Linked DNA regions of Homo sapiens: region 2 is linked to region 1. Evidence: read pairs that join two places in POLR2A ChIA-PET (ENCODE). Cell type or tissue: Panc1. All regions are shown on one strand. Each heading gives the region's core, and the rest is flanking DNA. Links, peaks and the distances in the headings are about the cores only.

Region 1 (16,906 bases), core at 3,605-11,604:
TCATGAATACATTTTAGAGAAACAGTATTTAACAGTCTTTTTCTCTAAAATTATCTCAAGATATTTTAAAAGCCTCAACACGAATAATGGTTCCTTTTCTTCCTCAGCACATGCCCCTCATATCAATCCTCTGTGAGAATGTACACCTTTAAGAAACATGGCTAAATGAAGTTAAGTAGAGAGAGAGAATATTTCCTTAAAATATTTTACTTGAAGCCACATTTAACACTAAAATGACTGAAAGCAATTTGGGGAAGAAAACATTGTCTGCCTAAATAAAGAAATCTGAAAAACAGGGGGAGGCGAAGCGAGGGTTTTGGCTCCTCCAAGTACACCAGAGGTGTGAGGAAGAGTTCTCTCTACATACTCACCTCCCCTGGGCAGTGAATCATTGAAGAACCCTTCAATGGCATCACATGTGCTTCCGTCCCCTCCACAGACTCGACATCTATCTTCCCTAGCATCAGATCCCAAAATATTATCACAGCCTACGTGCTGAAAACAGAGAGGAATATTCAGTGTGTCAAGAGAGAAATTCTTGGAATCATAACTAATGAAATACATATAACTTATTTATTTGCTTGTTTTTCCAGTAAAGAAAAGAAAAATAAGGTAATCCGTGAATAAAAACCATACTTGGGTCTTTGTTATTTGAAAAACTTGAATACTACTACAAAAATAACTTTTTCTTCAAGAAAATAAACTACCCCTTGCCCACAGATACATAAACACACACAAATATCATACACAAACTGAATCATCAGATATATTTGCAGACAAGTAGCCAGAAGGATAGAAACTTTTCCAAGAAATTATGAGACTAAGTAAAATGGTGCTTTTTATCTTGTCTTTCTCAGTTTGAAGCACTTAATTTGTCCTTCTCTTTAAAGTAAAACAAAACCAGACAAGTAAAAAAATTTATGAAAATAGTGGTTTTTGTGGCTTTTCTTATTATGTTACAATCATACACAGGTCTAGGAAAATAGCATGGATTTGCTCCTACAATTCCCAACTAGTCTGACTAATTCCCTAAAGTAAATGCTTTAATAAGATAAAGACTAATTCCACAATGAAAACCATTGTAAATGCTTCAAAAGGAGATAAAGTAGGAGGAGCATGGCTGTTTCACACTTTGAGGAAAATTTATGCTATGAAATGTATCAAATAATCTTCCAAAAAGAACATATGGTAGAAATATGAATAAGAGCTGAATCCTCATTCTCTCTCTTTTTCTATCATCTTGTTTGTAAACAGAACAGAAGAATAACGGAAATTAAAATCCAAAATATTTTCATACTTCTGGCAATCACTGTAAAAATAACTAGAATACCAGAATAAAGTACATTTGTATGGTGCTTGAATATGAATGGGTCATTTTACCTTTACATATTTTATTACTCTTAATGGAAATTGAATTTCTCTAAAATGTGGTCCCCTTTTTTTAAAAAATTAAACATAGTATTAAATAGGAGTTAATGAGAAAAAGATAAAAGTCTCAAAAACCCCAACAGAAAGGAGTAAAATCTGAGCAACCTTGCATTCTCCATTGATGCAGATATCCAGTGAATCCGCATTGCACTGGGTCCCATCGATCACCGCAGGAGCACGTTCAGTGTAGAAATTATAACCTTCAGCCAAGCAGTTTAATGCACAAGGTTTTACCCCACCTGGACAAATACAGTAGAAGAGAAATAAGTGGAGTGGTTGTCCTAATGAACAGTGATTCAGTATTATCTATGGCAAATTTATAATTCACGTAGACATCATTCCCTGCTTATATGCCTGATTGTGTAGGTTTCTTTCCCCCTTTTCTAAAATTTCACCTTTATTTTAATTGGTGGTGCAACTTAAAGGGGGACTTGCTCAGCAGTTTTCAGGTTTAAAAATTTCAGGTATTTCCATTATTTATTTATAACATAATTATATATTTATAATGTATTTTATATTTCTATATTCCATTATATATTTACAATTTTGGTAAAAAGGGATCATAGTGAAGGTAATTGAATGTTTTTTAAAAAAATAAATGAAAGAAAAACAATTTTTTTTTTGAGATGGAGTCTTGCTCTGTCACCCAGCCTGGAGTGCAATGGTGCCATGTCAGCTCACTGCAACCTCTGCCTCCTGAGTAGAGATTCTCCTGCCTCAGCCTCCTGAGTAGCTGGGATTACAGGCACCTGCCACTATGCCCATCTAATTTTTGTATTTTTAGTAGAGACAGGGTTTCACCATGTTAGTCAGGCTGGCCTTGAACTCCTGACCTCAGGTGATCCACCTGCTTTGGCCTCCCAAAGTGCTGGGATTACAGGCGTGAGCCACCGTGCCTGGCCAAGAAAAACAATTTTTTAAAAAAACCTAAGAAAATAAAATAACCTTGTCTAACAAACAGAAGTTTCTGCTACATATGTTACTGAAGCTGATACAAAAACTCTGCCACATCAAGCAAGGATATGGTAGTTATAAAATAAAACTAAATTTGTACCTGCCTTAAGCATATCATAGTCTGTGAACTTGGCTTTAGCATGGATATAAATTTTTATGAGATTAGCAAATCAAAACTAAAATTAATTATAGCTTTAAATTTGATTAATTCTTATGAAATTAGCCAAGGATAAATATAAAATATAGTATTATATTTGAATAATTAAAACACTAATTTTGTTTGTGAATAAATACACACAGCAATTTGAGCATTTTCATTTTGTCATTGAAATTTGTGTTTTTTAAGGCTGAAGTTAAAAATAGGCTTAGGTAACTGCAATTTTAAAAAACAGAGTACATATCATAACTACAGTATATTGGAAAAATAGCAATAAATGTGGACTTGTTGTATTAAAAGCAGCACAAGATAAAGCTACTATTTGTAAGTATGTAATTATTGACTGAAATCATGACTTAAAATATTTTCTTTTGTAATTCTACTTCATCACTTTGACCATATCTAATTATGCTGCTAAAACTTCTATTTGAAATAAAGAAGACTACTTCTAATAAAGGAAATAAAGCAGAAAGATGAAATGACATGGCTACATCTCAGTGAAGTTCTTAGAAATCATGTTTCTGCAGGTTGACGGTAAGCAAAGAAAAAGAAAATCGACTGGGTGGTAGAGTCAATGATAAATTAGAGACAGCACATTCCAGTATAGGAGATGACTGCTACAGTTGAATGTTGTTATGCAAGAAGATAGTCCAATATTGTCAGTCTGTTTTTTCAAGAGAAGATGAAAACTTAATTTTTTTTTCCATCTAAACTCTTCTTGTTTTTAAATGTAACAATTGATTCAAAGTTTTGTTACAAAAAATACTGTGGGAGGCTAAAATATGTATGTAGATAAAAATTGGTCCCTAAATTGCCAACTTACGACCTCTGGCCTGAGTCTATGTTTTCTTCCATTTTCAATGTTTCTAGGCTATAGAACTTCTATCTAACTTATAATGTGATTTTTAGCGTTAGGTTAATGATTAATTTTGCCATACTGAGCATAGAAATAACAAGTAATAAATAAAATAATTTCTTCCCAAACTGATAATAAAACTACTTGTATTTATTTTTATATGATTCTCATGAATTAAATTACCCAAAATGTCCATGAATCTTACTGGAAATTTTTTCATTATTACCCAATACAGTTCTTCTCTCATTTTTTTATCATAATGCTTTGGAATTTAATATAGCATTTTGTGCATTAGGCTTTAAAAAGAGAAGCTGAGTCTTCTGTTTATTCAATTTTAACATTAATTATGTAACGTAATATTTGATAGGCAGGACATATAAATACTATGGTTATATTCCTTAGCCCACTATACTAAGTGATGAAAATGGGAATAAGTTTCTTGTTTACTGCTGAAGATGTGTTCAGCTTCTTCTGATACAATGAGCTTTCAGAAAAGGTACCACTAGAGTGACATCAGCAAGATGGTGGAAGAGGAGCTTTCTACTATCATCTCCCTGCAGAAGGATCAATTTTGACAGCTACTTATAGACAAGTGTACCTTTATGGGACTCCAGCAGAAAAGTTCCAGCATGCCATTGGAGAAAAAAAAAAATTCCCCAAACAGACAAATCGAAGAGGTTTAAGACCAGTTTAATTTCACCTGTATCACACCTCCCTCAAGGCAGCACAGCTCAGTGAAAAGAGAGACTCCCTGCCACCCTCCCCAGCCTTTGATTCTCCCACAGGGGAAAGTGAGAGTATAGAGAGTAAGCACCAAGCTTCCCTAGCTGTGTGGGACGCTGCCCAAGAGTCCTACTGTTTTCTTGCCTCATCCAGAATACTGAGGTGATCAGCATGGCTGAGTGGTTGGAAGAGGCTGGGAGCAGAGAAGAGAGGCCATAGGCCCAAGTAACCACTCCATGGACTCTGTTGGGAAGCCAACTCATGAGCCATTTGAGATGTTTTGCCTATGGGCCACCTCATAACTAGTCAACAGTTGCCTCAAAAACTCTGCATGCCCCATTCTCCCCCAACTGCTGTAGGCCAGCAGCCCAAGCATGCTCCTATGGACTGAAAGTAAGCATTTTATGCAGACAGCCAACACAACTTTGCAGGATTGGGAGAAGTCATACAACTTGAGCATTTAGGGAACCACCCTAGAAAAAACAAACAGGCAGCTCTCAGCACCTGGTCCAGCTTTGTGGAATTCAGAGAGGGATACATTCTTAAGAATTCCTCCCCAAGAGAGAATAAGAGGTGTGGAGTAGGGACATCCATAGAAAAGGTCTGAGAGAGCCTCAGAATCTTTAACTGGGCTGTTTGGTAAAGACATTTTTCTCTGGAAGCCAGTTAGTAAAGACTGCGTTCTCCACATGCAAAGACAGCAACACAGTACTTCAAGAAACCAGAAGAAAAATCAAGAAAACATGATACCACCAAAGAAACATGGTAATATTCCAATAACCAACCCCAAAGACATGGAGCTCTATGAATGGCATGAAAAAGAATCCAAAATAATTGTTTTAAGGAAGGTGAGGGAGCTATAAGAGAACACAGACAACTTAATGAAATCAGAAAAACAATACATGAACAAAGTGAGAAGTTCAATAGATAGAAATCATTAATAAAAACAGATTCTGGAGGTAAAGAAAACAATGAATAAAATGAAAAATGTAATAGCATCAACAGTAGACTTGATCCAGCAGAAGAAAGAATTTATGAACTTGAAGAGGGGTCATTTAAAAATCTCCAGTCAGGCAAAAAAGAACAAAAAGGATTTATGGGACATCACCAAGATAACTACATTTTCACATTATAGGAATCTTAGGTGGAAAAGAAAGTGGAATAGGCTTATTTAAAGAAATAATGGCTGAAAAATTCCCAAATCTAGAGAGCAATATGGACATTCAAATACATGAAGCTCAAAGATCTCTAATAAGGCTGAACCCAATGAAGACTTCACACACACATTATAATTAAACTGTCAAAAATCAAGGACAAAGAATTTTGAAGGCAAGAGAAAAAAGATTCATAACATACAAGGGAACTCCATAGGTCTATCAGCAGATTTCTCAGCAGAATCCCTGCTGGCCAGAAGAGGCTGATAGCTACACTAATTTGTGAATGGACTACGATATAAAAAGATGTAGACTGTAACATGAAAAATATAAAATAGAAGAGTAAAAGTGTCAAATTTTTGTATATGATTGAAGGTAAGTTGCTAATAGCTTAAAACAGACTATTATAACTATAGATTTTTATATAAGCCTCATGGTAATCACAAAGCAAAATACCTAAAGCATATATATATATATATATATATATGAAATATATATAATACATTATATATATGAAATATATATAATACATTATATATGAAATATATATAATACATGATATATATGAAATATATATAATACATGATATATATGAAATATATATAATACATGATATATATGAAATATATATAATACATGATATATATGAAATATATATAATACATGATATATATGAAATATATATAATACATGATATATATGAAATATATATAATACATGATATATATGAAATATATATAATACATGATATATATGAAATATATAATACATGATATATATGAAATATATATAACACATATGTATGAAATATATATAACACATATGTATGAAATATATATAACACATATGTATGAAATATATATAACACATATGTATGAAATATATATAACACATATGTATGAAATATATATATAACACATATGTATGAAATATATATATAACACATATGTATGAAATATATATATAACACATATGTATGAAATATATATATAATACATATGTATAAATATATATATAATACATATATATGAAATATATATAATACATATATATGAAATATATATAAAATACATATATATATGAAATCAAAGCATACTACTACAGAAAATCATCAAATTACAAAGGAAGACAGCAAAGAAAAATAAAGGAACAAAAAAAGTCTACAAAACTGCCAAAAACAATTGACAAGATATAACTAGTAAGTAATTATTGAAAAATAATTACTTTAAATGTAAATGGATTAAATTCTACAATGAAAAACAAAATGAATTTTTTTTAAAAAAAAACAAGACAACTCTATATTGCCTACAAGTGACTCACTTCAGATTTAATAACACACATAGTCTAAAAGTTAAGTGATGGGAAAATATATTCCATGGAAACAGAAACCAAAAGAGAGCTGGGAGAGCTATACTTATATCAGACAAAATAGGCTATTAGTCAAAAACTGTAATAAGAGACAAAGAAAGTCATTATATAATGATAAAGGAGTCAATTCATGAATTCAGTACAATTTACCATTGTAAATATGCACCCAACATTGGAATACCTAAATATATAAAGCAATATTAAAATACAATGAGAGAAATAGAAAGCAATTCAATAGGAAGATACTTCAGTAGTCTACTTTCAACAATGGATAGATCATCCAGACAGGGTACCAATAAGAAAAAGATGCACTTGAATTATACTTTAGAGCAAATAGAATAAATAGACATACAAAAAATTCCATCCAGAAGCATCAAAACATACTGTCTTTTCAAGCCCACACAGAAAATTTTCCAAGATACATACATGTTAGGCCACAAAACAAGTCTTAACACATTTAAGATTGAAATCATATCAAGTATTTTTCTGACCACAATGGTATAAAACTACAAATCAGTTACAAAAAGAAAACTGGAAAATTCACAAATATGTGGAAATTAAAGAACATGCTCCTGAACCATCAATGGGCCAAAGAAGAAATAAAAAATTAAATCTAAAAGTATCTTATGACCTGTGGCCAGGTGCAGTGGCTCACACCTGTAATCTCACCACTTTGGGAGGCTGAGGTAGGTGGATCACTTGAGGTCAGGAGTTCGAGACCAGCCAGGCCAACATGTTGAAACCTAGTCTCTACTAAAACTACAAAAAGTTAGCTGGTCATGGTGGTACATGTCTGTAATCCCAGCTACTCGGGAGGCTGAGGCAGGAGAATCACTTGACCCTGGGAAGTGGAGGTTGCAGTCAGCCAAGATTGCACCACTGCCCTCCAGCCTGGATGACTAAATGAGATTCTGTCTGAAAAACAAACAAACAAACAACAACAACAAAACAAACCAACAAGAAACCTTATGACAAATAAAAATAGAAACACAGCATTCCAAAACTTATGAGATGCTGGAGATGCACTTCAAGGAAAAAGGATTATAGCAATAAATGTCTAACATGAAAAAAGGAGAAAGATTTCAAACAACTTAACTTTACATCTCAAGGAACTAGAAAAGGAAGAACAACCTAACCCCAAAGTTAGAAGAAGGAAGGAAATAACAAAGCTCAGGGCAGAAATAGATAGAGAAAATAAAATAAATTGAAAAGATAAACAAAATTGAGTTGATTTTTTTTAAGATAAACAAAATTGACATACCTTTAGCTATACTAGGAGAGAAAGAGAAAAGCCTCAAATAAAAATCAGAAATGGAAGAGGAGACATTACAACAGACACCACAGAAATGCAAAGGACCATGAGACTGCTATGAACACTTATATGTCAACAAGTTAGATAAACTAGAAGAAATGAATAAAGTTCTAGAGACATAAAACAAAGACTGAATCATGAACAAATAGAAAATCTGAACAGAACAATAATAAGAAGAGAGGTTGAAACAGTAAAAAAAAAAAAAACCTCTCATCAAATAAAAGTGCGATACCTTATACTTCACCAGTGAATTATACCAAACATTTAAAGAAGAATTAATACCAATTTTTCTCACACTTTTTCAAAAACATTGCAGAGAAGGGAATACTCCAAATACATTTTATGAGGGCAGCATTACCCTAATAACAAGCCAGACAAAGATACTAACAGAAAAGAAAATTATAAGCCAATATCCCTGATGAACATGGATGCAAAAGTTTTCAACAAAATACTAGCAAATTAATTAAATGGCAAAAATTAAAAGGATCATTCATCATGATCAAGTAGGGTTTATCCTGAGGATGCAAGGATGGTTCAACATACACAAATCAGGCACTGTAATACACCATATTAACAAAATGAAGGACAAAATCCAAATGATCATTGCAATAGATGCAAAAACAGCATCTGACAAAATTCAACATGTTTTCATTATAAAAATTAAGTACAGAAAGAATATACCTCAACACAATAAATGTCCCATACAACAAGCCCACAGCTAACATCATACTCAGTGATGAAAGGCTGACATTTTTTCCTCTAAGATCAGGAACAAGGTAACGATGCCCATTCTCACTACTTCTATTCAACATAGTACTGAAGTCCTAGTCACAGGAAGTAAGCAAGAAAAAGAAATAAAAGGCATGCAAGATGGAATGGAAGAAGAAAAATTGTCTCTGTTTGCTGACAACATATTCTTATACATAGAAAACCCTAAAGGCTCCACCAAAAAACTGTTAAAACTAATACAAAAATTCAGTAAATACGGATACAAAAATCAACATACAAAAATCAGTCCATTTCTATACACTAACAATTAATTACATAAGATAGAAATTAAGAAAACAATCTTATTTACAATAGCCTAAAAATACTTAGGTATAACACTGATGAAAAAAATTGAAGAAGACACAAATAATGGAAAGATGTCACGTGTTCATGGATTGGAAAGATCAATATTGTCAAAATGTCCATACTTCCCAAAGTGATCCATGGATTTGATGCAATCTCTATGAAAATTCCAATGACGTTTTTCACAAAAATAGAAAAAGCAATCCTAAAATTCATATGAAACTAAAAAGGACTCCAGATAGCCACAGCAATCTTGAGCAAGAACAACAAAACTAGAGGCATCACACTTCCTGATTTTGAACTATATTACTAACCTGTAGCAATCAGAACAGTATAGTACTTTATTAAAACAGATAAGTAGAGCAATGGGACAAATATTAAGCCTGAAAATAAGCCCATGCATATATAGTCAACTAATCTTTGACAAAGGTACCAAGAAAATAGAGTGAGGAGAGGGCAGTCTCTTCAATAAGTGATGCTGGGGAAAATAGATGGTCACGTGCAAAAAAAAAAAAAAAGAATAAAGAAAGAAAAAGAAATTGGATACTTATACCATACACAAAAATCAACTGAAATGGGATTAAAGAATTAAACGTAAGACTACTAGAAGAAAACATAAGGGCAAAGCTCCAGCACAATGGTCTTGGCAACGATTTTTTGGATATGACACCAAAAGCACAGACAAAAAATGCCAAAATAAACAAGCGAGACTATGTCAAACTAAAAAGTTTCTGGACAGCAAAGGAAACAATCAACAAAATGAAAAGGCAATCCACAGAATAGGAGAAAATACCCAAAACATATAAGGAACTCATACAACTCAATAGTAAAAAAAAAAAAAATCTAATTAAAAAATAGGCAAATAATGTGAATAGACTTTTTTTTTTCCCAAAGAAGAGATACAAATGGCAACAGGTACATGAAAAGGTGTGCAAAATCACTAATCATCAGGGAAATGCAAATAAAAACCACCATGAGATATTACCTCACACATGTTAGGATGGCTATTACAAAAAAGTCACAAGATCACAAGTGTAGGTAAGGATGTGGAGAAAAGAAAACTCTTATATACATTATTGGTGGGAATGTAAACTGGCAGTGCCATTATGGAAAACAGTATGCAGCCTTCTCCAAAAATTAAAAATAGAATAACCATATGATCCAGCAATCCCACTTCTGGGTATATATCCAAAGGACATGAAATCACTATCTTGAAGAGATACCTACACTCCCATGTTCATTGAAGCATTATTCACATTAGTCAAGATATGGAAACAACCCAAGTGTCTGTCAACAGATGAATGGATAAGAAAATTGTTTTATATAGACATATGTAATGAAATATCATTCCATCTTAAATAAGAAAGAAATAAAGAAATCCTGGGGCACATAATGCTAAGTGAAATAAGCCAGATACAAATACTGTATGATCTCACTTATATGTGGAATCTAAAAAAGTCAAACTCATAGAAACAGAGAGAGCTTATCAGGGATTGGGTGGAAATAGGGAGATGTTGCTCAAAGGGTACAAGCTTTCAGTTATAAGAGGGATCAGTTCTAGAGATCTAATATAGTATAGTTAAGAATAATGTATAGTATACTTTAAATTTGTTAAGAGAGTAGATCTTAGGTATTCACATCATACACACAAAAAAGGTAAATATGTGAGGTGACGGATACATTAATTAGCTTGATTATGGTAATCATTTCACAGCATATATGTATATCAAAACATTACATTGTACACCTTAACTATATACAATTTTTATTTGTCAATTATATCTCAGTGAAACTGGGGAAAGAAAGGTAAGGCTGTTGTGATGGTTAATACAGAGTGTCAACTTGATTGGATTGAAGGATACAAAGTGTAGATCCTGGGCGTGTCTGTGAGGGTATTGCTAAAGGAGATTAACATTTGAGTCAGTGGCCTGGGAAAGGCAGACCCACCCTTAATCTGGTTGGGCACAATCTAATCAGCTGCTAGCTAGGCTAGAATATAAGCAGGCAGAAAAATGTGAAAAGAGAGACTGGCCTAGCCTCCCAGACTATCTTTCTCCCATGCTGGATGCTTCCTGCCCTCGAACATTTGACTCCAAATTCTTCAATTTTGAAACTCAGACTGGCTCTCCTTGCTCCTCAGCCTGTAGATGGCCTATTGTGGGACCTTGTGATCGTGTGAACTAATACTTAATAAACTTCCCTTTATATATATTCCATCAGTTCTGTCCCTCTAGAGAACCCTGACTAATACAGTTGTTAATTCCAGAAAGAATTTAAAATGATTTTCTAAATGAAAGGTCATATTAACCAATTACCTTAAGTTAATGCTTAGTATGAATTTAGGATTAATTCACTTTGCATGAAATTATGTAGATGGCAATTATTAAGTCTGTAAATTATTTCAGACACTTCTTCTTCTCCTATACTATGGCAAAACAATCCCAAAGGTATATGCACCTAATAAAAAAGATTCAAATACATGAAGCAAAATCTTTTTAAAAATGAAAGCAAAGCCATATAATAGTTGGAGATTTTAACACAGCACTCTCAATAATTGATAGAATGAGAGTAGAAAAAAATCAGAAAGAATATAAAAGATTGAAAACAACATTCTCAACCAAGTTGATCTCATAGATATCTATAGAACACTATGTAGCCAATAACTGCAGAAAACATTACTTTCCAAGTATACACAGAACATTCACCAAGAAAAGAGTATTCTCTAATCTTTTTCTTTCTTTTTTTCTAAGACAGGATCTCACTCTACAGTGGTGTGATCATAGCTCACTGTAGCCTCCACTTCTCGAGCTCAAGTGATCCTCCCACCTCAACCTCCTGAGTAGCTGAGACTACAGGCATGTGGTACCACACCCAGCTAATTTTTTATTTTTCGTATAGACAAGGTCTCACTATGTTGCCCAGGGTGGTCTCCAACTCCTGGGCTCAGGAAATCCTCCCAACTTGGCCTCCCAAAGTGCTGAGATTACAGGCATGAGCCACCACACCTGGCCCATTCTCTAATCTTAATGCAATTAAATTATATATGAACAACAAGAAATTCTAGAAAATTTCAAATATTTGGAAATTAAAACAAAACAGTTCTAAGTAACCCAGAGGTCAAAGAACTCACAATGTAAATAAAATAGTTTGAACTAAAAGCTATAAAATATAACATCAAATTTTGGAAATGTAAAAGAGCGAAAGAAACTGAAAATAGATAAGAAAATAATAACTATAAGAGCAAAAATTAATAAGCTAGAAAAAAGACAAATTACAGAAAAGAGTACCAAAGCCAAAATTTGGTTCTTTGAAAATATTAATAAAATTGATAAATCCCAAACAAGACTGACCAAGAAAAACAGTGAAAACACAAATTATCAATACCAGAAATGAAAGCATACATCACTACATATTTTATAAATATTAATATTAAACGGCATAACAAGAGAATGTTATGATCAATTTTATGTCAATAAACTGGACCACATGGATATAACATAAATTTCTTAAAGACACAAAATAAAAAACTGAAATAAGGCCAGGCATGGTGGCTCACACCTATAATCCCAGTACTTTGGCAGGCTGAGATTGAAGAATCCCTTGAGCTTAGGAGTTTGAGAACAGCCTAGACAACATAGGAAGATGTAGTCTCTAATAAAAATAAAAATTAAAAATTAATTTGCCCAGCGTGGTGCCTAGCTACTCAGGAGGCTGAGGAGGGAGGATCTCTTGAGCTCAGGAGATTGAGCCTGCAGTGAGATATGATTGGGCCACTGCAGTGCAGCCTGGGCGACAGAGGGAGACCTTGTCTCAAAAAAAAAAAAAAAAAAGAAAACTCCACAAGAAAATAAAATAAAATAAAACAACCATATAGCCCTTTTCTCTTAAGGGAGTTAAATTTTTAATAACAGGTTTTCACAAAGAAAATATCAAGCCTGGCTGGTTTTACTAGTGAAATCTATTCTAAGGAAGAGATAACACCAATCCTAAAATTCTTTTAAAAATAAATAAAGATTCTATTTTGGGAAACCAGAATGCATCTGATACCAAAACTTAGCAAAGACATCATAAGAAGAATATTTACAAATTACAAGAAAAATATTTACAAATTTAAACACAGATGCAAATATCCACAATAAAACATTATCAATTAAGTTAAATACAATAACACATAAAAAAATACATCATGATCACATGGGGTTTATCCTAGAAATATAAGCTTGGTTTGAGGTTGGGCCTGTTGGCTCACGCCTGTAATCCCAGCACTTTGGGAGGCTGAGATGGGTGGATTGCTTGACCCCAGGCATTGGAGACCAGCCTGGGCAACATGACAAAACCCCATCTCTACAAAAAATACAAAAATTAGCCAGGCATGGTGGCACACACCTGCAGTCCCAGCTACTCAGGAGGCTGAGGTGGGAGGATGCTTGAGCCCAGGAGGTTGAGGCTGCAGTGTGCTGTGATCACACCACTGCACTCCAGCCTTGGCAACAGAGCAAGACTCTCTCTCAAAAAAAAAAAAATCTTGGTTTGAGATTGTCAAATCTATCAGGTCACTCAGCATATTAATAGGATAAAGAATAAAAAATACAATCAATACATGTACAAATTATACTCTAGGCCCAATCCAGTGCATTAAGGCAAGAAAATGTAATAAAAGGCATAAAGATTCAAATAGATTGTCTCTATTTCAGGACAACATGACTGTTTAACAAAAAAATTCTGAGCATCTGTAAAACAATTAGAATATGGGAATTTAGGCTGGATGTGTAATTCCAACACTTTGGGAGGTCGAGTCATGTGGATCACTTGAGTCCAGGAGTTGGAGACCAACCTGGGCAACATGGTGAAACCCTGTGTCTACAAAAAATACAACTAGCTGGACATGACAGTGTGCGCCTGTAGTCTCAGCTACTCAGGAGGCTGAGGTGGAAGGATCGCTTGAGCCCAGGAGGTGGAGGTTTCAGTGAGCCGAGATTGCGCCACTGCTCTCCAGCCTGGACAACAGAACCAGACCCTGTCTCAAAAAAAAAAAAAGGAATATGGGAATTTAGAAAGGTCACAGAATACAAAGTTAATATACAAATGTCAATGGAATTTTCAAAAGTTTTATTAACAATAGTGTCAAAACCATAAATCACTCAGGAATCGATTTAGTAAAGTACATGCAGGACCTTACACTTAAAGGAAAAACATAGCTGGGAGAAATTAAAGACATAAATAAATTGAGGGATATACCATGTTCAAAAATTGTAAAATTCAATAGGGTTTAATACTCAGTTTTTCCCTCAATTGATCTATAGATTCAACATAACACCATTCATAAGTCCAGCAGGTTTTTCTGCGGACATTAACAACTGATGCAAAAATTTACATGAAAATGCAAATCAGTTAGCATATTGGAAGAACTCTTATAAAAAACATCAAAGTTAATGGAACTTAAACTACCTGTGTTCCCGCATATTCTCACTCATAGGTGGGAATTGAACAATGAGAACACTTGGACACAGGGAGGGGAACATCACACACCGGAGACTGTTGTGGGGTAGGGGGAGGGGGGAGAGATAGCATTAGGAGATATACCTAATGTAAATGGCGAGTCAATGGGTGCAGCACACCAACATGGCACACGTATACATATGTAACAAACCTGTACATTGTGCACATGCACCCTAGAACTTAATGTATAAAAAAAAAAAAAACTGTGTTCATGACTATACTCTAGTTATAGTAATCAAGTCAGTGTAGTACTGGCACAGGACTGACAGATCAACAAAACAAAACAGAAAATCCATAAATATACTACAGATACAAATCATACCAAAAATTATTTTGAGATAGATCATAGATGTAAATGTAAGGACTAAACAATAAGACTTTTGGAAGAAAACATATGAAAATATTTTCTTAAGTTGAGGTAGGCAAAGATTCCTTAGGACACAAAACACAATGACCAGAAAGAAAAATTATTTAAAAATTGGAATTAAAAACAGAAAAATTAAAAGCTTATATGGATAAAAACACCATTTAAAAAGCAATGGGAAAGCCACAGAATGTGACAAAACATTTGTAAAACTTATAAATGACTACCACTTGAGAAGGTAAAACAACCCAATTAAAAATAGGCAAAAGATTTGAATAGACAGTACAAAAGGAGATATATAATGGCCAATAAATATATGAAAACGTGCTTAACATTATCATGAGAAAATGGAAACGGAAATTTCACTGAAATACCACTCTACTCCCACCAGAAGAAGACTGAAAAGACCAAATATTGACAAGGATGCACAACAAATAGAACCCTCAGACATTGTCGGTGAGAGTGAAATACGCTACAATCACTTTGGAAAAACATCTGGCAGTTTCTTTTAAAACTAAACTAAATTCACATGTAATCTATTGCCCAGCAATTCTACTCCTAAGTATTTACTCAAGGAAAATGAAAACATATGCTCACAAAATGATAGTACACAAATGTTCATAGCAGTTTACTCATAACAGCTAAAAACTAGAAACAACCCAGGTGTCCATCACAGCAGAATGGAAAAACTGGTTATTATGATGGAATACTGCTCAGCAATAAAAAAGAATAAACTTTTTTTTTTTTAAGAGAACTCCTAGACCCAAGTGATTCTCCCGCCTCAGCCTCCCAAGTAGCTGGGCTTACAGGTGTCTGCTACTGCGCTTGGCTAGAGTGAACCACTTCTATATACAGCAATGTAGATAGATCTCAAAAACATTAGGCTTAAAGAAGATTTACAATAGAATATGAAGTTCTGGAACAGGCAAAACTAAACTATGGTGAGAAAAAAAGTCAGAATGATGGTTGTCTCTTAGGAGGAGTAGGGAGAGGCAACTATTGACTGCAAAGGACTATAATGACTTTTATGGACTGAATGTTTGTGTCCCCCCAAAACCCGTATGTTGAAATCTTAATCCCCAATTTGAAGATGAGGCCTTTGGAAGGTAACTAGGTCATGACAGTGGAGCCCTCCGAATGGGAATAGTAGCCTTATAAGAAGGATCCCAGAGAGCTCTTTTCCCCACGCTTTCTGCCACATGAGGATACAATGAGAAAACAACAGTTCACAACCCAGAAGAGGGCCCTCACCAGACTCTAACCATGCTGACACTTTGATCTTGGATTTCCAGCCCCCAGTACCGAGAAATAAATTTCTATTTTAAGATCTCCAGTCTATGGTAACTTGTAATTACAGTCCAAACTGACTAAGGCAAAGATTAGAGGAATTTTGGAGGTAAAGCCAATGTTCTGTATCTCAATAGGATTTTTTAAGTATGTGCATTGGTCAAAAACCAGAGAAAGCATAGTTAAAATTTTGCATGTCACTGTACATAATCTTGCCTTAACAGAAAAAAGTAAACAAATAATTGAACTGTGGATAATGTTACCATGCTGAAGTACTTAGAGGAAAGTACATTAATGACTGCAATTTACTTTGAAATACATCAAAAAGTACGATGGATTAATAAATGGATAGGGAGAAGAACAGACATGTATGAAGAAAGTATAGTAAAACGTTAATGGTAGAATCTTGGTGGTAAATATAAAGTTGTCACTATAAAATTCTGTTAATATAAGATACTGGAAAAGCAAGCAAACAGTAAACTTATCTTAAGAGTATATTTCCTTTTTTTTTTTTTTTTTTTTTGAGATGGAGTCTCACTCTGTCGCCTAGGTTGGAGTGCAGTGGCGTGATCTTGGCTCTCTGCAACCTCCGCCTCCTGGGTTCAAGTGATTCTCCTGCCTTAGTCTCCCAAGTAGCTGGGACTACAGGCACATGCCACCATGCCCGGCTAATTTTTGTATTTTTAGTAGAGACGGTGTTTTGCCATGCTGGCCAGGCTAGTCTCGAACTCCT
Region 2 (16,906 bases), core at 4,509-12,508, 170 kb before region 1:
AGAGCAGTATGTCCAAAAGCAAATCTTACCATGTCACTCCCTTCCTTACCACACATTATTGTAAAACAAAAGTCCCTTAAAAGCTCTTCATTGCCAATAGATGAAGTCAAACTTACTCAAATTGGCATATAAAGCTTCTTACAATGTGACCCTGGCCCATCTTTCCAGGATCCTCTCCTCTCTCACGATCCTGTGCTTCTGCTGCACCAAATTATTTGCCCTCTGCAAGTGTTGCCCACACTCTCTGGCTTCTGTTCCCTTGTTCATACTCCTTCCTGCTCCTTGGAATGGCCCTTTCCTCAACAAACTCTTACTCAGCCTTCAAAACTCATCTCAAGCATCACCTCTTCTCTGCATCTACCCTAATCCTTCACTCAAGATGTGAAACCTCCAACTAGGTTGACACTTCTCTCTGTATGTATTCTATTTTTAAAATAATGGTTAGCTTCCACATCTGTCTTCAGTACAGGAAGGAACTAGACTGTAAGCTCTGTGGAGGCAAAAACCATTGCCTTGTTTTTTTGATGGTTTGTTTGTTTTTTATTTTGTTTTGAGATGGAGTCTCACTCTGTCACCCAGCCTGGAGTGCAGTGGCATGATCTCAGCTCACTGCAACCTCCACCTCCCGGGTTCAAGAGATTCTCCTGCCTCAGCCTCCTGAGTAGCTGGGATTACAGGCGTGTGCCACCATGTCCAGCTAATATTTTATATTCTTAGTAGAGATGGGTTTTGCCATGTTGGCCAGGCTGGTCTCCAACTCCTGACCTCAAGTGATCTGCACACCTCGGCCTCCCAAACTCCTGGGATTACAGGTGTGAGCCATTGAACCTGGCCCATTGCCTTGTTTTTGTATCCTGAGCACGGCATCTGGCTCAAAGGCAGACACAATCACCTTGTATTGGATGAATAGTGATGCTGCTGCTCCTGGCAGCAGCAGCTCCATTTATGGAATACTTATTATGTGTTATGAACTGTATTAAGCTATATATGTATATATATGACTATATATTCCAACACATTATGTTACTTAATGCATATAATGATTCCGCAAGATAGGAATGATTATCCTCATCTTATAAATGGAGAAAATGAGCCCTAATGAAAATATATAACATTCCTGGTATCACATGACTAGAAACCAACTGAGCTAAAATTTGAACTTGGATTTATTTGACTTCAAAGCCAATGTATTCTTAACCACTTAACCAATACATTCTACAGTCCCCTGTGAATAAATGAATATGTGAAAGAAAAATCAATAATTGTAAAGTGTCATATTATACTCTATAGTGAGAATTATGAATTCTCTAGCCTGCACAGCCAGAGTGCTTCCTTTACTTTTTGTTATTTTACTTATTTCATTCTGTTTGACATACAGCTGTTTCTTTCCAGGCCTTAGGAAACAGTAAGCTCCTTGGGGGCAGGAAGTCGTATTTTTTCTGTGTCTTTGCCCATTTGTATCAGTTTCTGAGGGTTGCCAAAATAAAGTGCCACAAACTGGGTGTCTTAAGCAACAGAAATTTATGGTCTCTCAGTTCAGGAAGTCTCAGATCAAGGTGTGAGCAGGGCCACACTCCCTCTGAAGGTATGATGGGAGGATCTGTCTCAGGTTTCTGTCTTAGTCCACTCAGGCTGCTATAACAAAATGCTATAGGCTGAGTGGTTTATGAACAGCAGAAATGTGTTTCTCACAGTTTTGGAGGCAGGGAAATCTAAGACCAAGGTGCTCACAAATTTGGTGGCCAGTGAGGGCTCACTTTCTGTTTCACAGATGCTCATTTTCTTCCTGTGTCCTTACATGGCAAAAGGGGTGAGGGAGCTCTCTGAGATCCCTTTTATAAGGGCTCAGATCCCATTTGTGATGGCTTTGCCCTCATGATCTAATACCTCCCAAAGGCCCCACCTCCTAATACCATCACATTGGGAGTTAGGATTTCAGCATATGAATTTTGTGGTGATACAAACATTCCATCTGTAGCAGGCTGTCTCTTACCTTCTGCAAGTTCTTTGACTTGTGGCACCATACCTCTAATCTTCCTGTGGCATTCTCCCCATGTGCTTGTCTCTGTGTCCAAACTTTCCATTTTTATAGGTACACCATTTATATTAGGGCTCACCCTAACGACCTCGTCTTACTGTGGTCATCTGCAAAGATCTTTCCAAATACGGTCACATTCACAGGTACTGGGGATTAGGACCTCAACAACTTTTGGGGGGACACAATTCAACCCATAACGTCATGTGTCTAGCAAAATGTCCTGCACTTATCAGGTGCTCAGTTAAGGTTTGTTAAGAGACCTTGAGAGCCACCAGTGAGGCATGGCTTTCAGCCAGTGTGTTTGAGACCCGTGGGCAGGGGTGAGGTGAATGAGCTATGCCTAGTGGCCGCATCACTTCCTGCTAAGTTTCTGCAGGGCTGATGGATGGGGAGGGGACACAGTGAAGCAGTTCATCTTCTTTTAAAAAACAGTATTTTCTCCCATGAAGAATATAATGTCCTCGGGCTCATTAGTACCTAAGAAGAAAGGGATTTGGGCTGGCTGCCTTTATGGCAGCGGTGTCAGGCCAAGAGGTTGTAAACATGCCATCCTCTGGAATGCATCTGCTTGCTTCACTTGGCAGATTCCTCAAGAGTTGGATGAACTCCAGCCAATGTCTGAGTCTCTGTATCCCATGTGGGGCCCCATGAGAATATGTCTTGGTGTCTCCAGCCCACCCCTCTGTGCCCTCCTGTCCCAACTCTAGTACTGGTCTGAGGTAAACATTATTTTATTCTATTTTTTAAATTTAGACACTTCATATTGAGCACTTCTTAGATGCTTGGCACTTTATATGTCTTGTGTCATTCAGTCTTGGCCACAATATTACAAAGCTGACTTTTCATTTAATTGGGGGAATATATCATATATAAAAATGAATAAATGTTATCTGGAGAGTATTAAAAAAAATAATGAAATGTGCAGCAATTACCCAGGATAAGAAACAGAACATTACCAGTACCTTAAAGACCTCTGTGTACCTCTCTCAAATTATAGTGCCCTCTCCTCCCTGCAAGAGAAACAGCATCTGAATTTTGTATTAATCATACCCCTGCTTTTCTTTACAGTTTACTAAGTATGCCTGTATCTCTTAGAATTTAATACTTAGTTTGGCTAGTTTTTGTTCTTAATATAAATGAAAGCATACTGCCTGAGTTTTAGTAGTTTATTTCTGTTGATCATCATTCATCCATGTTTTTGAGAGTCATCCATGTTGATACATGTTGTAGTCATTTGTACCTTTTTTCTGCTGTGTAATATTCCATTATATAAATATACCAAATTTACCTATTCTACTTTTCATGGACATTTGAAGAGTTACCAATCATAGCTGTTATGCATAATACTGCTAGAGCATTCTTATACATGATTTTTAACACACATATGCGATTTCTTTAAGCTACATACTTGGAGGGATAAGGGATGGATTTCAGATAGGCATGTATTAATTTTACTAGGTAATGCCAAAGTGTTTTTGAAAATGCTTACACCAGATTATATTCCCGCTAACAATGAGTTAGAGATCTCATTACTCCACATCCTTGCTAACATTTGGATTTCTCATAATTAAATTTTTGCCTATTCAGTAGGCATGAAATTATAATTTTACTATGTATTTCCCTGATTACTAGAAAAGATGAGCACTAATGAAGTTGAACCCTCTTTCATTAAATGCCTACTTTTGATCATTTTTCTATTGGAATGCATGTTTTTTCTTATAGAATTATAGGAATTTTTAATATACTCTGGATACTAGTTGTTTGTATATCTGTTGAAATATTGTCTTCATCTTTTTGATTTCTCTTTTTATTCTCTAGATAATGTCTTTCAATAGCAGACATCTAACAGAATTAGATTTTCCCATTTTTATTTTATGGTTTAGGTTTTTATATCTTGCTTAAAGAATTCCTTCTTTACATTAGAATATCATAAATATATTGTCCTAATTTATCTTCTAAAAGTATTATATCTTTGCCTTTCATATTTAAGTCTTAACTCCACTTAGACATGGTGTTTGTGTATGGTGTAAAGAGAGACCTAACTTTAGGTTTCTCTATGTGGGTATCCAATTGTCCCAACACTATTTCTTTCTTTCTATGCTGATCTATTAATACAGTGGCAATTCAGTGTTTTTCTTGGTACAAACTTATGGGATACATGTGAAATTTTGTTACATGTATATAATGCATACTGATCAAGTCAGAGTATCAAGGATGTCCATCACCCAAGTGCAATATATTTTTGTTAGCTATAGTCATCCTGCTGTGCTATCAAACACTGAATTTATTCTTTCTACTTTACTATATGTTTGTACCCTTTAACCCACTTCTCTTCACCCCCCTGCCAAATCACCCTTCCTGGTCTCTGTTGTCTATCTTTTCACTCCCTACCTCCATGTGATCAAATTTTTTAGCTCCTACATAGGAGTGAAAAAATGTCTTATCTGTCTTTTTGTGCCTGGCTTATTTCACGTAACATAATAACCCCCAGTTCCATCTATCCTGCTGCACATGACATGATTTCATTCTTTATTATGGCTAAACAATATTCCATTGTGTGTGTATATGTATATATACACACATACATATATACATACATATATATGCATATATATGTATATATGCATATATATGTGTATATATATGTGTATATATATATGTATATATATATATACACACACACCATACTTTCTTTACTCATTCTTTTTTTGATGGACACTTACATTAATTCCATAGTTTTGCTATTGTGAATAGTGCTGCAATAAACGTGCAAGTGCAGGTATCCCTTAGATATAGTGAGTTCTTTTCATTTGGGTAGATTCCAAGAGTGGGATGGCTGGGTCTAATGGTAATTCTATTTTGGTTTTCTGAGAAAATTCTATACTGTTTTCTACAGTGGCTGTACTAGTTTATATTCCCACCAACAGTGTATAAGAATTCCCTTTTCTCTGTATCCTCACCAAACATCTGTTATTTTTTATTTCATAATAGCCATTAGGGTAAAGTAATATCTCATTGTGGTATTAATTTTCATTTCTCTGATTATTAGTGATGTTGAGCATTTTTTTCACATACCTGTTGGCCGTCTGTATGTTTTCTTTGGAGAAATGTCTACTTATATCCTTTGCCTATTTTTAAGGGGATTATTTGTTGTTGGTTGTTGTTTTTCCTGTTGAATTGCTAGAGTTCTTGTAAATTCTGGATATTAGTCCCCTAATAAATGAATAATTTGCAAATATTTTCTCCCATTCAACAGGTTATCTTTTCTCTGTTGATTATTTCTTTATTGTGCAGAAGGTTTTTTGTTTAATTAAGTTCCATTTGTCTATTTTTGTTTTGTTGCCTGTGCTTTTGAGGACTTAGTCATAAATTGTTTGCCTAGACCAATGACTAGGAGAGTTTTCCCTAGGTTTTCTTCTAGTATTTTAATAGTTTTGGGTCTTATGTTTAAGTCTTTAATTCATTTTGAGTTGATTTTTGTAAATGCTGAGATAGGGGTCCAGTTTCATTCTTCTGCATATGAATATCCAATTTTCCCAGCACAGTTTTTTCAGGAGGGTGCCCTTTACCCAATGTATGTTTTTGGCAGCTTTTTTGAAGATCAGTTGGCTATAAGTATGTGGCTTTATTTCTGGATTCTCAATTCTGTTCCATTGGTCTATATATTTTTATACCAATACTACAATACTATAGCCTTGTAATTTTTTTTTTTTTTTTTTTTTTTTTTGGAGACAAGGTCTCACTCTGTCATCCAGGCTGGAGTGTAGTCTCAATCTTTTGGGCTCAAGTGATCCTCCCACCTCAGCCTCCCAAGTAGCTGGGACTACAGGCATGTGCCACCACACCACACCCAGCTGCTTTTTTTTTTTTTTTTTTTTTAAGTAGAGATGAAGTATCACTATGTTGCCCAGGCAGGTCTGAAACTCCTGAGCTCAAGCAATCCTCCTGCCTTGGCCTCACAAAGTGCTGAGATTGTAGGTGTGAGCCATCACACCTGGTGCCTTGTAATATATTTTGAAGTCAAGTGATGTAATGTATCCAGCTTTGTTCTTTTTGCTTAGGATTGCTTTGGCTATTTGGGTCCTTTTTGGGTTTCATATGAATTTTAGGATTTTTTTTTTCTGATTTTGTGAAGAATGACATTGATATTTTGATAGGGATCGCACTGACTCTGTAGATTGCTTTGGGTGATATGATCATTTTAATGCTATTTATTCTTCCAATCCATGAGCATGGGATGTATTCCATTTGTTGGTGTCCTCTTTCATTTCTTTCATCAGTGTCTTACAGTTTTCCTTATAGAGATCTTTCACCTCCTTGGTTAAATTCATCACTAAGTATTTTACCTTTTGTGCCTATTGTAAATTGTATTGCCTTCTTGATTTTTTTCTCAGCTAGATAATTACTGGTGTATAGAAACACTACTGGGTTTTGTACATTGATTTTGTACCCTGTAACTTTACTGAATTCACTTATGAAAGCTAATAGTTTTTTGATGGAGTCTTTAGTTTTTTTTTTTTAGGTAGAAGATCATATCACAAAGAGGAACAATTTGACTTCCTCTTTTCCAATTTGGACGCCTGTTATTTCTTTCTCTTGCCTTATTACTCTGGCAGAACTTCCAGTGCAATGTTGAATAGGAATGGTGAAAGTGGGCATCTTTGTCTTGTTTCAGTTCTTTTTTTTTTTTGAGACAGAGTTTTTGCTCCTGTTGCCCAGGCGGGAGTGCAATGGTGCAATCTTGGCTCACTGCAACCCCTGCCTCCTGGGTTCAAGCAATTCTCCCACTTCAGCCTCCCGAGTAGCTGGGATTACAGGCATGTACCACCACACACAGATAATTTTGTATTTTTAGTAGAGATGGGATTTACCATGTTGGTCAGGCTGGTCTCAAACTCCTGACGTTGTGATCCACCCTCCTCAGCCTCCCAAAGTGCTGGGATTACAGGCATGAGCCACCGTGCCCAGCCTCAGTTCCTAAAGGAAAGGTTTTCACCTCTTCTCCATTCATAAAGACATTAGCTGTGAGTTTGTCATATATGTCCTTTATTATTTTGAGGTATGTTTCTTCTATTCCTAGTTTGTTCAGAGTTTTCATTATGAAGAAATGTTGAATTCTATCAAATAACTTTTCTGCTTCTATTGAATTTTATCAAATGATTTTTCTGCTTCTATGATCACACAGTGTTTTTTCTTGATTCTGTTGATGTGATGTATCATGTTTGTTGATTTGCATATGTTGAACCATCCCTTGCATCCCTATTATAAATCTCACTTGATTGTACTCTATTATCTTTTCGATGTGCTGCTACATTTGGTTTGTTAGTGTTTTGGTGAGGATTTTTGTTTTTGTGTTCATTGTGGATATTGGCCTGTGGTTTTCTTTTCTGTTTTGTCCTTGTGTGGTTTTGGTATTAGGCTGCTGTTGGCCACATAGAATGAGTTAGGGAACATTCCCTCCTCTGGAATGGTTCCAGGAGGATAAGTATTAGTACTTCTTTGTACATTTGGTAGAATTCAGCTGTGAATCCATCCAGTCCTGGACTTTTCTTTCTGGGAGACTTTTTATTATCACTTCAAACTTGCTACTAGTTATTGTTTTGTTCCAGTTTTCTATTCCTTCCTGACTCAATCTTGGTAGGTTATATTTATGCATTTCTGCTAGGTTTTCTACTTTGTCAGCTTGTAGTTGTGCCTAACAGTTTCTGATGATCTTTTGTGTTTCTGTGATATCAGTTGTAATGTTTCCTTTTTCATTTGTGGTTTTGCTTATGTCTTTTGCTTTCTTGGTTATCTAGCTATGGTGTATCAATTTTGTTTATATTTTCAAAGAACCAATTTTTGTTTCATTGATCTTATGTATTGTTTTATTAGTCCCTATTTCATTTAGCTCTGCTCTGATCTTTATTATTTCTTTTCTTCTGCTAATTTGGGGTTGGGTTTGTTCTTGCTTTTCTGGCTGCTTGAGGTGCATTGTTAGACTGTTAATTTGTAATCTTTCTCCTTTTCTGATGTAGGCATTTATTGCTATAAACTTCCCTCTTAGCACTGTTTTTGTAACCCACAGGTTTTTGTGTGTTGTTTCCATTTTCAGTCATTTTAAGACCTTTTTTGATTTTCATCTTAATTTCTTTGTTGAATCAGTGGTCATTCAGTAGTATGTTGTTTAATTTCCATGTATTTGTATAGTTTCCAAAGCTCCTCTTGGTATTGATTTCTAGTTCTACTCCATTATGATCTGAGGAGATATTTGATATGATTTTGATATTTAAAAATTGTTGAGACTTGCTTTGTGGCCTAACATATGGTGTATCTTGGAGAATGTTCTATGTGCTGATGAAAAGAATGTATATTCTGCAGTTGTTGGATAGAAATTTCTGTAAATGTCTGTTAGGTTCATTTTGGTCTAAAATGCAGTTTAAATCCAATGTTTCTTTGTTGATTTTCTGTTTATGATCAATCTAATGCTGAGAGTGCGATATACTGTAGAAGTTCCCCACTATTATTGCATCGCAGTCAATCTCCCTATTTAGATCTAGCAATATTTGCTTTATGAATCTGGGTGCTCTGGTGTTGGGTGCATATATGTTTAGAATTGTATCCTCTTGCTGGATTGATCCCTTTAATTTATCATGATATAATGACCTTCTTTGTCTTTCTTTTTTTTTTTTTTTTTTTTACTGTTATTGATATAAAGTCTGTTTATCTGATATAAGTGTAGCTATTCCTGGTCCTTTTTGGTTTCTGTTTACACGGAATTTTTTTTTTCATTTCTTTACTTTCACTCTAATTGTGTCTTTACTAGTAAGGTGAGTTACTTGTAAGCAGCATATAATTAGATCATGTGGGTTTTAAAAAAATTTTTCATTTAGCCATTCTACATGTTTTTGTTTGTGTTCTATAACTTTTAATTTAAGGGCTATGTGTGCATATTTGTTATATAGGTAAACTCATGTCACAGGTGTTTGTTGTACAGATTATTTCATCACCCAGGTATTAAGTCTAGTTCCCATTAGTTATTTTTCCTGATCCCTCCCTCCTTCCACCCTACCTCCTCCAGTAGGCTGCAGTGTTTGTTGTTCCCCTCTATGTGTCCATGTGTTCTCATCATTTAGCTCCCACTTATAAGTGAAAACATGCAGTATTTTGTTTTCTGCTCCTGTGCTAGTTTGCTAAGGATAATGGCCTCTAGCTCCATCCATGTTCCTGTAAAGGACATGATCTCATTCATTCAACATGTTTTCAGTGGAAATTTTAATTCATGTTTCTGTAATATTATTCATTGTTTTCTGGTTGTTTTATATATTCTTTGTTCTTCTCCATTTGTTTTATTGATTGTTTTTGTGGTTAGGTGAATTTCGGTAGTGATACAATTTGAGTCCTTTCCCTTCCTGTTTTGTGTGATTGCTTTACCAGTAAATTTTATATTTTCATGTGTTTTCATGATGGTAGAGGGTCCCAAGAAACTGTTCACCTTCCCAGCCCACTGTGGTCACTACCAGCATCCATGAAAGCTATCTGGAGGCCCAAAAATTGGCCTACTGATAACTACCAACATACACCAGCATATACCACCCTAGAACACAAAGATAAGCTTACTCAGTCCACTGCTGCCACCAATGGGGTCTGAAGAATGGCTAATATACTTTGTATCTGTGTCCCCTCCTAAATCTCATTTTCAATTGTAATCCCCAATGTTGGAGGTGGGACCTAGTTGGGGAATGATTGGATCATGGGGTGGTTTCACATGAATGGTTTAGCACCATTTCCTTGATGCCGTTCTCATGATAGTGAGTGAATTCTCATGAGATCTGATTTTTTGAAAGTGTGTAGCACTGCCCCCTTCTTTCTTGCTCCCGCTCCCACCATGTGAGATGCCTCAATTCCCTTTGCCTTCCACCATGACTGTAAGTTTCCTGAGGCCTCCTCAGAAGCCAAGCAAATGTCAGAATCATGCTTCCTCTATAGCCTGTGGAACTGTGAGTCAATTAAATTTCTTCTCTTTATAAATTATCCAGTCTCAGGTATTTTTTTATAGCACAGCAAGAACTGACTAAAACAGAGATTTTGTCTCAGAAGTGGGGTAGAGCTATAAAGATACCTGAAAATGTGGAAGGGAAGCAGCTTTGAGATTAGGTAACAGGCAGAGTTTGGAAGACTGTAAAAACTTAGAAGAAGACAGGAAGATGAAAAAGTTTGGAACATCCTAGAAACTTGCTAAATGTTTGTGACCAAAATGCTGATAGAAATGTAGACAGTGAAGTCCAGGCTGAGAAGGTCTCAGGTGGAAATGAAAAATGTATTGGGAACTGGAGCAAAAGTCACTTCTATCATATCCTAGCAAAGAACTTGGCTGCATTGTGCTCCTGCCTTAGGGATCTGTGGAACTTTGAACTTGAACATGATGATTTAGGATATCTGGTAGAAGAAATTTCTAAGCAGTAAAGCATTCAAGATGTAGCCTGGCTGCTACTAACAACATATTACGTGAGCAAAAAAAATGACCTAAATTTGGAGCTTATATTTATATTTATATATATTTTTTTTTGAGAAAGAGTCTCACTCTTGCCCAGACTGCAGTGCAGTGGAACAATCTCTGCTCATTGCAACCTCCACCTCCCAGGTTCAAGTGGTTCTCCTGTCTCAGCCTCCTGAGTAGCTGGGATTACAGGTGCCTGCCATCACACCTGGCTAATTTTTGTATTTTTAGTAGAGATGGGGTTTCACCATGTTGGTCAGGCTGACTAACTCAAACTCCTGACCTCAAGTGATACACTCGCCTCGGCCTCCCAAAGTGCTGGGATAACAGGCATGAACCATCACAGTCAGCCTAGAACTTATATTCAAAGGGAAAACAGAGCATAAAACTTTGGGAAATTTGCAGCCTGGCCATGTGGTAGAAAAGAAAAGCCCATTTTCAGGAGAGAAATTCAAGCAGGCTGCAGAAATTTGCATAAGTGAAAAGGAGCCAAGTGCTGATAGCCAAGACAATGGAGAAGAGGCCTCCAAGGCATTTCAGAGATCTTTGTGTGGCAGCCCCTCCCATCACCGGCCCGGAGGCCTAGGAGGACTGAAAGGTTTCATGGGCCAGGCCTGTGGCCATGCTGCCCTGCACAGCCTTGCTGCACTCTAGGCACTTGAGCTCTGCCATGATTTTGTGTTTCCTGAGGCCTTTCAGCCATGCTTCCTGTACAGTCTGTGGAATTGTGAGTCAATTAAACCTCTTTCTTCATAAATACCCAGTCTCAGGTAGTTATTTATAGCAGTGTGAGAACAGACTCATACAGAGGGCTTCCTGATGTAAGTCACATCTAAGATGAGGCTGAAGGCTAGCAGGGAGAATGAGTCTACAATGTTTCACACACAGAAACCAACTGCAGAACAGCTCAGGCTTTGAGAGGAAGGGTCGCAAGAGTCAAGGCTGGAAGGTGGGCAAGAGCAGACAGGAAAAGGGCTTATCAGTGTCTAAAGTTATTGGAATTCTGTTTAGAGTATGTTAGGGAGCAGTGGAAGTTTTTAAGGAGAGTTTATTTGGAAAAATTGCTCTGGTTACATTATGGGGAATGGATTGCAGGAGGAATGAGGTAACGGCGGCCTGTGGGACTGAGAAATATTTAGGAGGTAGGGCTTTGAATCCAGACTGCCTGGGTTCCAATCCTAGCTCCATCGCTTTTAAGCTGTGTGACTTCAGGCAAATTACTCACCTTCTTTTGCTTCAATTTCCTCATCTGTATACTATGAGAGACTCCACCTTTTGGGTTGTTGTGAGGCTGAAATGAGTTAACATATACCTATATAGGACTTTTCATAATGCCTAAAGCATATTAAGCTCTAAGTCTGATTGTTATTTAAATACACAGGATTTAGTGGATGATTAAATAAAGGAGGTGGGGGAGAGAGAAAAGAGTCAAAGATGGTTGATAAGGTTGAATGATAAAGATGCCAGGTAAAGGCACAGGTTAATTTAGTATGAGGAGCCAGTGAGACATCCATGTAGAGATGTCTAGTTCACAGCCAGATGGCCTGACTTTCTTGTTCACCAAGTATCCCTGAAGCCTAGGACATTAAGAGCTAGAGAATGATAATAAAATTCAGTCCCTGCTTTTGAGGAGCTAAATAAGCAGAATGGTAAGGGTTTGACAGAAGAATCCACTGGGTGCACATGGGATGGCTCCTGCCTAAGCTCAGGTCGGCAGGGAAGACCTTCCAGGGGAGAGGTACTGACCTCGGTTGTGAAAGACAAGTAGGAGCTACTCAGCTGATGGGAGCAGGGAGAGGAATGAGGCAGGGGCTATGCTGGGAGAGAGGACAGATATGCAACAGCACAACAGCAGGAGAACAGTGTGGATGGAACAAAGGTTGCAGAGGAGAACAATGGGAGATAGAACAAGGAAAAGGCAGGGGCTGATCTTATAAATGGTGCTTTGGAGTTCAGACTTTACTCCCTCTTCACAACACGGTGTGAAGTTGACTTTTCTTTTTTTCTCACTCACTTTTTCTAGGAAATGCTGGCTTTTAAAAATGTCTCCAACACATGAAATGCTCTTGCCTCATTAGGAAAATAGTTCATAGTGGATCTATTTTATCAATGTGGTAGGTCGTTACACAGTCTTTTGTGGTCCTGCACTCCTCTGTAATGCTGCATCAAAGGGTTTGTTCAGGTTGGAGGCCTGGCTACCTTTCTCTCTGTAGGATGCCCAGGGCAATTTGATGACAGTCTGATGGTAACAAGGAAGCTTCTCTGCTCCTCTTCATGTGTTAAGTTCATGGCAAAGAGCCAGCTAGCACCCAGACCTTGTTTCCCGTCAAAGCGCCTGTCTCTCTCAACATGATTTTTTCTTTCTGCCTTTGAGGCTTGGTAAAGCCATCCAAAATTTCAGCCAGAAATGTAGCTGCAGGCAAACGCTGACAAAACATCCTTGTGATTTTCCACCATCAGGAGCCCAGGTGTGCCCCTCGTGACTTCATGCCCTTCCCCCTCACACTCCACAGACCTCAGTTACCGTTGACTGCCTGTAGCAGCACCAGGCCACCGAATCTGGCCTGAGGAGACACAGGCTGCTAATTTTCCAACCCCAGTGAAATTTCTTGAAATTTCACACAGGTTTCAAGAAATGGCCGTGCGCACAGAGCAGCCTTCTGAGTAGCTGGGGTTACTCCTGGAAGGCTGCTCTGTGCCCACAGTCACAGCATTCCCAGAGTGGCTAATGTTTCCCCAAGGTGTACTTCCTCCTGGACCCTGGGGTTCACTGGAGATAGGAGAGGCAACATGTTCATTGGAAAGTTCTGTGACTCAATAGGAAATCAGATCTGGGTTCAAATCTTGGCTTAGCCACTCACTAGTTGTGTGATCTCAGAAAAGCTAAACATTTATTTCCTCACCAATAAAATCTTCTGTAAAACATAAGGATGATAATGACTACTTTGAAGAGTTGTTGAATGAATTAGAAACAGTTATATAAAGAGCCTAGTATGAGGTAAGCATTTAGAAACTGACAGCTACCATTAATAGTAGCATTTTGTAGCATTAGAGCCTTAGGGTATTGGACTGCAAGATTTCAGAGTTTCTGAGAACAGAGGGTGGACGTGCACAGTTTCCTGCCAGGTCAGGCAATGAGGTAGGTTAGAGGTAGGGAGGTGATCATACCCTGGCCTCCAGGGATTAAGAGCCTCTCCCTGATTATTGACCTGTTCCCCATGGGACAGTAGGGAGGTTAAAGGGTGTATCTTTTTCAGTAATTCACCTCTTCTCTGGTCAGGGGCATAGATTCCCTAGCTTCAGGGACTCCTCTGTCTTCTTTAGAAACCTCTTTTGCAATTTCCCCAATGCTAATATTTAATACATAATTTTATAATTAGCACGCCCCAGTCACCATCTCCAACTGGTCTGCAACACCCTCTGGAACTTCAGTGTGATGGAACCTGTAATGCTCCCCTGTCCTCCCTCCACAGAGTTGGCTGTGGGAGTCTCTCTCCTCATTCCTATTAGGTCTATTCCAGGCATATCCTCACTCACTGCCGGTTGGTATCTCAATCCAGCTGCATTCTTTGTTCTGGAATCATTCCAAACAGGGAAGGTCAGATATAATGCACATACAACCTACCTTTCAGGCATATAAACTTCAAATCCACTCTACAACTGTGCCTGAGCTGTAGGCGTGGCAGGAAAAAGCAGAATGCTGCAAGGCTCCTCGAGTCAAATCCTTTGGGATTTGAGCAATCTTCCCAGCCAGACGTTACAATATGCTAACACCCTTGTGAGTCATGAAGTCACTCATGGTCAATTCTGTTTGGAGAACAGGATGAATAATTGAAAGTAACTGGGTGTTTGCCTGAATCCAGGCCTAACACAGTATTTATTCTGTTTTTTTGTCTCTTTTTGCCGAAAACAAACATGTCTGGTTTCTCTTCTTCCCCCACTTACCCTGCCTACCCCTTCACTGGATCTCAAAGGAAAGTTCAAAGCCTTTCGCACAGTTAGACCCTATAGGGTGGCCCTATCTCCTTCTCCAGCATCTCTCTGCTTACCTAGAAAGACCAGACATGAGGGCAGCCACATCCTTAGGGTACGGACCGAAAAGCCATAAACTTAATTTTCTTTAACTTTTTCTGTTGGAATAATTTAAGACTTACAGACAAGTTGGAAAAATGAAACAGAACATTCCTCCATTTCCTTAAACTATCTTCCCTTGTTAACATCTTATGTAACCATAGTACAATGATCAAAACCAGGAAAATAACACTGGTACAATACTATTAACTACACTACAGTCTTTATTCAAATTTCAACAGTTTTTCCACTAATATCTTTTTTCTGTTTTAATAGTATCCAATCTGGGTTCCCATGTTGCATTTAATTGTCACAGCTTTTTAATTTCCTTCAATCTGTAATCATTTCTCAGTCATTAATTATTTTTCATGATCTTAACTCTTTTTTTTTTTTTTTTTTTTGAGACAGAGTCTCACTCTGTCACTCAGGCTGGAGAGCAGTGGCATGATCTCTGCTCACTGCAACCTCCACCTCCTGGGTTCAAGCAATTCTCCTGCCTCAGCCTCCTGAGTAGCTGGGATTACAGGCACGTGCCACCATGCCTGGCTAATTTTTGTGTTTTTAGTAGAGATGGGGTTTCACTATGTTGGTCAGGCTGGTCTCAAACTCCTGACCTCAAGTGATCCACCCGCCTCAGCCTCCCAAAATGCTGGGATTACAAGCGTGAGCCACCACGCCCAGCCGACCTTGACTCTTTTAAAGAGTACTGTTCAGTTATTTTGTATAACATGCCTACATTTGGACTTGTCTGATATTTTATCGTGGTTAAATGGATATTATATGGTATTTTTTAGCAAAATTACCACAGACATGAAGGTGTGCCCTTCTCAATGCATCATATCGGGGTAAATGCTGTTGATAGGTCTTATTACTAGTGATGATAACCTTGAACATTATTGATTAGAATTATATTCTTTATGCTTAGCTCCTAAACATTTGTTCCTCTTCTCTAATTATCCTTACTCCCTTGGTGAACTCATCCTTTCTCATGGGTTGGAGTACCTTCTGTCTAATCCCCAAAGATACCCAAATTTATACATTTTTTTCTGGATCTCTCCTCTGAGCTTTAGTCCATATATCCAACAGCCTACTCAATCTTTCCACTTGCTTATCGAAAAAAGGCCTCAAACATAATTCAAAATCAAACCCCTGGCTGGGTAAGGTGGCTCACGCCTGTAATCCCAGCACTTTGGGAGGCCAACGCGGTGGATCACCTGAGGTCAGGCGTTCAAGACCAGCCTGACCAACATGGAGAAATGCTGTCTCTACTAAAAATACAAAAATTAGCCGGGTGTGGTGGCACATGCCTGTAATCCCAGCCACTTGGGAGGCTGAGGCATGAGAATAGCTTGAACCTGGGAGGCAGAGGTTGCTGTGAGCTGAGATCACACCACTGCACTCCAGCCTGGGCAACACAGAGAGATTCTGTCTCAAAAAAAAAAAATAAATAAAATTAAAATAAAAAAATAAAACCACAGAATTTCCAGAAGTCTTCTACAGTTTAGTAAATGGCAATCCATCTTTCCAGTAGCTCAAACCAAAAGGCTTGGTGTCATCCTATTCCTCTCTTTCATTCTCACTACAACCAATTCATCAGAAAGTGCTGCCGGTTCTATATTCAGAATCTATCCAGGACCTAGCCACTTCTCACCACCTTCTCAGCCACCACCTTGATCTAAGCCACCACTACCATCTTCTATCTGGATTATGGTAATTAATGGTAATCTGGATTATTGTCACCCAACTGGTCTCTTGATTTTGGGCTTGTCCTCCTACAAGACAGACTCTGCCTCCTTCTGCAATCATGCCTCTGTGACTTTAACAGCTACTATGCTCCCCTAGCTCTTCCTTGAAAACACCAAGCATGCTTTTGCTTCAAGGCTTTGCTCATTATTTTCTCCCAAAATTTAGTTCCTTTTTTCAGTATTCCCCTGCTTAGTAAATGTGCAACCAATCCAGTTGCACAAATTGGAGTCTTGCAATTCTCCTTGATGATTACCTCTGCCCTATTCCTCATGTTCAATCCATCATCAAACCTTGTGGTTTTTTCCTCCACATAAATAATACTCAAACCTGTCTACTTCTCATTTCCACTGCTGACACCCAGCTTCGCCGTTATCCTCCTATCTGATCTCTTTGGCCCCTGCTAATTGGTCCTCTTCACTGCAGCCCAAGTTGTCTTTTCAAAATGCAAACCTGGTCAAATCACAGCCCTGCTTAAACACTCTTTAATGGCTCATTTTAATGGTTAATTGAGAATATAGACCTCAATTCTTAACATGAGCTACGTAACCTTCCCGGTGTGGCCCTCACTCTCT

What was found. Peaks named below come from ENCODE experiments on the same cell type or tissue, not always from the same donor. Only the 100,000 strongest peaks of a DNase experiment are listed, where the experiment ranks them.
Region 2: POLR2A ChIA-PET joins it to region 1 with 10 read pairs; 2 of 35 experiments call an interaction of 5 or more read pairs at or near these places.

The regions. Positions count from the first base shown.
Region 1 is chr5:65,224,553-65,241,458 of GRCh38, forward strand. ADAMTS6 (ADAM metallopeptidase with thrombospondin type 1 motif 6) reads right to left here. Exons shown (of 25, transcript NM_197941.4): 16 at 1,534-1,667; 17 at 372-495. Among named protein-coding and RNA genes, the nearest start is that of ADAMTS6, 250 kb to the right of the region's middle. In Panc1, for the core only: no CTCF peak of the experiment used is centred there; no DNase peak of the experiment used is centred there.
Region 2 is chr5:65,048,655-65,065,560 of GRCh38, forward strand. LOC107986419 (a long non-coding RNA gene) reads left to right here and starts at 7,546. Exons shown (of 3, transcript XR_001742682.2): 1 at 7,546-7,675. RefSeq lists an enhancer at 1,762-1,901. In Panc1, for the core only: no CTCF peak of the experiment used is centred there; no DNase peak of the experiment used is centred there.